2 separate regions of the Homo sapiens genome follow, and region 1 is linked to region 2. The links are chromatin loops, found by intact Hi-C in ENCODE. Cell type or tissue: PC-3. All regions are shown on one strand. Each heading gives the region's core, and the rest is flanking DNA. Links, peaks and the distances in the headings are about the cores only.

Region 1 (2,811 bases), core at 77-2,576, 130 kb before region 2:
ATTTAAATTAAACCAGAGCACACCGCACCTCCGCTTAAAGCCCTCCACTCTGCACACTGTAATTGGAATACATCAGTCTTCAGCTGTGGTCCTGCTGCACACGCCTCTTCCCTCACTACCTCTGGAGCACTCCACCTTTATTCATACCCCTGGGCCTTTGCACAAGCTGTCCCTTTGACCTGGACTGTGCTCACCCCATATCTTGTGTGGCTGGCTTTGCCACACAAGACATCGACCCAGATGTCATCTCAGAGAGGTTTCTCCAGGCACCGGCCAGCATGGCACCTCGTCCCTGCAGTCCCTCTCTGGCGACCCTTTTGTTGGACTTTCTCCACAGCATGGAGATAGACCATGGTATGTGTGTGTGGTTCATCTCCCCAGGAGCTAAGCAGCTCTGCAGGGACTGGTCTGTGGAATTCCCAGCAACTTAAGCAGTGCCAGGCATAGAGTGGGTGCTCACGTGAATCTTGAGGCACAGGAATGAATCAGAGCCCCTCTGAAGTGAGGTGCCCACACTCGGCTCCCGAGGATGGATAATCGTCTGGTTACAGACTGGGAATGTAGGCCTGGTGTCACAGCTTCCAACCTCATGGGATGCTGGAAATCTGGATTTTCTTTTTTTCTAAGTGAAATGTTCCAACTTCTAAAACATTGTGTGAGCCAAACAAAACATGCCTCCAGGGCGCACCTGGGCCACAGGCTGCCAGTGCATGTGTGATCTCTGCTCTGTGCTCCCATTTACTACTGCAGCTCAGCCTCGCTGCTTTCAAGGGGAAAAGGGTCTTTATCCTTAACCCTAGAAGCTGGCAGGAGTTTGGTGGGATGATTATGTGAGAGCGAGGGGTTGGTTTCACTGCAGACCTCTGTAAGGGAGCTTTGTGGTGAGTCCTGGAACATCTGGTTTGAGAGGATGATTTGTGTATTTTTCCTCTTGCCTATAAGTTAAAGTCTGGCAAAACCCCATTTGCTTTAGACTGGATACCCCCTTGGAACACACGCGGTGAAACCCAGTGTCCACAGTGTCTCTCCATGGTCAGGGACCACTTTGGATTTTATAGCAGCTTAGTGTGGCTTTAGTGCTGAGATGCTGTAAAAGAGCATTTCCAGTTCTTCTAAAATATCATCATCATCATCATCATCATCATCATTTTTATTGTTCTGCACAAACACCATCATAATATTTAACAGAAATGAGAAAAGGATTCAGCCACAAATGTTACTCATCAGCTAAAAAGTTCTTACTTTTTTTTTTTTTTTTTTTGGATTTCTCTCCAAGTCGAGTATGAGCTGAGGACTGTTTTACGTAATGGCAGTTCTAAGCAGATCCATTTGCAGACTGCCTTATTTTCCTTTGCTTTATATCATGTGTGTTTTTCCACGTGGCCAAAAAAAATCCTAACAATGCCGAGCACTTCCTAATATCTTGTTAAAAAGACACATCAAATAATTTACGTAACTGTTCCCTGGTGGCCAGATATTTTTCATTTTTTCTGACTTTCAAGTATTGTAAATAATGTATAATGAGCTTGTGCTTGTAGCTTTCCCTTTCTTCCGGCTGACTTCCAGCTGACTTCCTTGGAATAAATTCCCGGAAGTTTTATACCAAAAGATGGCATGAGTATGTTTACAGTTCTTCACAGAGTTCTTTCTAAAAACTTTATCTATCTATCTATCTATCTATCTATCTATCTATCTATCTATCTATCTATATAAACAGGAATGTATAACTGTGGTTTCCCTGCAACGCTGGCAGCTTTATGTATGATTTTTCTGCATGCTTCCAATTTAAGAGGTATAAAATAGTCCTTCGATGTGGTTTTTATTTTGCCTTTCTTTGACTGTGAATGACCTTGGCCATTTCCTCATATTTTTGTGGTTATTGTATTTGCACTTGCACACCTTGTCTCTCTAGCTTTTGCCTCTTTTTTTTTTCCTGTTGGGATCTTTATTGATTTATTTTATGAGTTCTTGGCAGAGTAGGGATAGTAACCCTTGACATGCTTTTTCTGCTGTAATTATCCCCCTATCCTCGGGTTTTTTGTTTTGTTTTGTTTTGTTTTTTGGCAGTTTGGGTTTGTTATGTAGGGCTGGTTGCCTTTTTGATTCTGTGTATGTCATATATAGGGAAGTTCAAGAGGGGCCGGGCGTGGTGGCTCACGACTGGAATCCCAGCACTTTGGGAGGCCGAGGCAGGTGGATCGCCTGAGGTCGGGAGTTTGAGACCAGCCTGGCCAACATGGTGAAACCATGTCTCTACTAAAAATACAAAATTAACCACATGTGGTGGCGCATGCCTGCAATCCCAGCCACTCCGGAGGCTGAGGCCGGAGAATCGCATGAACCTGGGAGGTGGAGGTTGTGGTGAGCCGAGATCGCGCCATTGCACTCCAGCCTGGACAACAAGAGTGAAACTCCGTCTCAAAATAATAATAATAATAATAAGTTCAAGAGGAAGAGGGTGGAGAAGTAGGGGCATGTGTGTGATCCCCCCAAGTTATCGGTGTGACTCCATCCTGCCCCATAAGCACCCCCAGGGCTGCCCGAGGCCTGGCTGCCAGTACTCCCGTATCCTGCACCGCAGTGGGACACACACTCCTGAGCATTTCCATAGACTTGAGGGTCCCCCCATCTGCGTCAAGAAAGCCTCCGAGCTCTGGGTGCAGAGGAGGGAGAGCAGTGCTGCAGTGTTCTGTATATGAAGCCCTAAGCTGGTCCCAACTGAACTGCATCAGGGCAGGCACGGAGGAGGTCAGTGTCGGCCACACACCCCACTCTGCTATTGAACAGAGCTTCCCAACCGCCCCATCATCA
Region 2 (2,757 bases), core at 258-2,757:
TTGGGAAATCCTGGGAAAGTTCCTGGACGTGACCCTGTGGTCCTACCACCACTAGCTACCTGTGACCTTGGGTGAGTCAGCAAGTGGATGCAAAGGGAACACACACAGCACGGTGCCACAGCGGGCACCACCTGCCCCCCGCCGTCACAGATGGCTTGCAAATAAGCTACTCACGTACTTCCTGAGATCTGCTGCACCCAAACACACCAAGCTCAGAGAGGCTTTTGAGGCAGACAAGGGCAGGGAGAGAGGATGGTTCTTCTCGCATGGGTATTTAAGGAGTGTAGTGTCATGCGTGAGTGACTTTTTGGTTAGTAAGTTCTGCTGATTACATGAAGCAATGGGATAACTATCACGGCCAAAAGAGTATTCCTACTGCAGGCTCAGTAAGACTTTCTAATGATATTGAAGTAGTAGTTCCCTGAAAAGAGCTACTATGATCACATGGCTTGGTTAACTGTTTCTTACAAGTCTGAGCATGAATTTAACACACACGAACTATACACTGACAAAGACAGGATGCTCCTGAAATAAAATCACAGCATCTTATTGCATATACTACATCATCCAAGGTCAAAACCCTTTCATAGAGACATTTAAAACTATAACCAAGTAAAAGAGAAAATAGATGCAAATTTGCTTTTACAAAATTTGAAAATCAACCAAAAGAGTAAGGCACAAGATGCAGTCAGCTACAAAGCACTTCAGAGAACAGCGCTTTGCTCTCAGGTCTGGGACCCACCCCCTGGGCAAGGCCGCCTGGCAGCAGGCAGGAACCAAACCCCTGCCACCTCCACTCACTCCCAGGGTTCCTCTTTGCAGGATGGTGGGGAGCGCAGGCACCAAGGCAGGAAGGCCAGGGCAGGAAGATGCCCCGCGTCCTTCACTTTCCCTCAGTGTGAGCACACCAAGTTCCCTCTAACCAGGAGAACAGGACCCTAGGCACCAAAAGTCAAGCATGAGGGACTGCCACAGGCAGTCTGGCAGGTGTCTTTCAGATGCTAAAGTGCCAGGGTTTGCAGGATACTTGGATGGTTTACAGTGATGATGAGTTGGAGTCTTTAAACTCAATGGTGTCCTAGATACTCAGTTAGGATGATAGTGATCCCATCCATCCCGTGGTTGGTCACTGAGCTGCGTACGAAGCTGGCCTAGAATCAGACCCCGCATCCATAGGGAGAAATCATCACCCTCTACCGGGATCTGGATTTGTTTTCAGGATCTATTCTCATGAAGGAGACTTGAGAAGCTGAGAAACTCCAGAAGAATTTAAGTTTCAAAGTCAGATGAGTTTGCTACTCAACCTTCATCATGGTTGTAGCTTTCGCTCCCAGAATACAAGGCCAGAGAGGCACCAACCAGGAGGCAAACTTCACCTTCAAGGCCAGGCAACGCCTGGCTACAGTTAGACCCCGCAGCAGGGTTAAAGAAGGCTACAGTTAGACCCCGCAGCAGGGTTAAAGAAGGCTACAGTTAGACCCCGCAGCAGGGTTAGAGAAGTCTCTCCAGCAAGGCTGGGAGTTCAGCTTCCAATAGATCTAGAGGGCCAGGAGAAAAAGCATGCTGAGTGCCTGGCGGCATCTAGTGGTCACTAGTGGTCACTGCCAGTCATCAGCTTTCCTCCAATAAACCAGTTATCATGAGAATATAAAACAATCAGGAAGAAAAAAAAGTGTAGCTTTTTTTTTTTTTTTTTTTTTTTTTGAGACAAGAGTTTCGCTCTGTTGCCCAGGATAGAGTGCAGTGGCAGTGATCTTGGCTCACTGTAAGCTCCACCTCCCGGGTTCACGCCATTCTCCTGCCTCAGCCTCCCGAGTAGCTGGGACTACAGGCGCCTGCCACCATGCCCGGCTAATTTTTTGTATTTTTAGTAGAGACGGGGTTTCACCGTGTTAGCCTGGATGGTCTTGATCTCCTGACCTCGTGATCTGCCTGCCTCGGCCTCCCAAAGTGCTGGGATTACAGGCGTGAGCCACCGCGCCCGGCCAAAAGTTTAGTATTTTATCAAAGAAAACCATGACATACTAAATAGTCCTGAAACAAAAACGATTTACACATTTTCTTCTGACTAGGTATTTATTAAGTTCTAAAACCTTGAATAACTGCTATTTTAAAAATTCACACTAAAAGAAAACTAGAAATGTTAACATCTTTTACAGAGGGCAGTAAGTGGCCTTTTTTTTTTTTTTAAATTATAATTGCCTAGGAGAAAGGTGAGCTAATCTCTTTGGAAGTGTCATCAGCTGGTGAACTTCATCTTGGTCTCCACTTTATGTCTTTCACTCCATGAAAATGTCTTTTCAAAGCAGTGTTATCCGCCCATGGTGAGTTTAAATAGGCATCATCATCATTTTCTTCCAATCTCTGGAAATAAGTATGTTTTATTCAGGCAGGCATTTCAGGAAAGTGTTTTGCACATAAAGAGACTGAAGAAAGAGTCCATGACTGACCTCCCCCTCTCCCTGCCCTCTAGGAGCAGGATACTGCCATGTCTAACACCAGGGGACACCTGGCAGGACCCCGACAGACCTGCAGACAGAAGCTCTAGAAAGACCCCTCCCCGGCATTCTGCAGAGCTCACTGCTCCCCAGCAGCCCCAGGTAAGGCACACAGGCTATGTGTGGGCGCCAGCACTGCAGAAAGCCCATCTGTCCCCTGCTACCTTGAGCTCCTCTTGTCTTCTGTGATAGTACAGCATCAGCTGCTTCTGCTCCTCACTGCTAATAATAGGCTCTCGGGCTGGAGCTCCCTGTCCCC

What was found. Peaks named below come from ENCODE experiments on the same cell type or tissue, not always from the same donor. Only the 100,000 strongest peaks of a DNase experiment are listed, where the experiment ranks them.
Region 1: a loop joins it to region 2, with 8 times the contacts of the local background. A loop is called at or near these places in 2 of 110 quality-filtered maps.

What each region holds. Positions count from the first base shown.
Region 1 is chr21:32,474,222-32,477,032 of GRCh38, forward strand. All of the region lies in intron 4 of EVA1C (eva-1 homolog C), which reads left to right. Among named protein-coding and RNA genes, the nearest start is that of EVA1C, 63 kb to the left of the region's middle. In PC-3, for the core only: no CTCF peak of the experiment used is centred there; no DNase peak of the experiment used is centred there; H3K4me3 peaks cover 782 bases; H3K27ac peaks cover 1,724 bases.
Region 2 is chr21:32,599,610-32,602,366 of GRCh38, forward strand. The region is part of intron 5 of CFAP298-TCP10L (CFAP298-TCP10L readthrough); the gene reads right to left. It overlaps CFAP298 (cilia and flagella associated protein 298), which reads right to left. Exons shown (of 7, transcript NM_021254.4): 6 at 2,663-2,757; 7 at 1-2,364. The coding sequence ends at 2,254. Among named protein-coding and RNA genes, the nearest start is that of CFAP298, 11 kb to the right of the region's middle. In PC-3, for the core only: a CTCF peak has its summit at 1,577 (motif pointing left); a DNase peak (open chromatin) is centred at 1,572.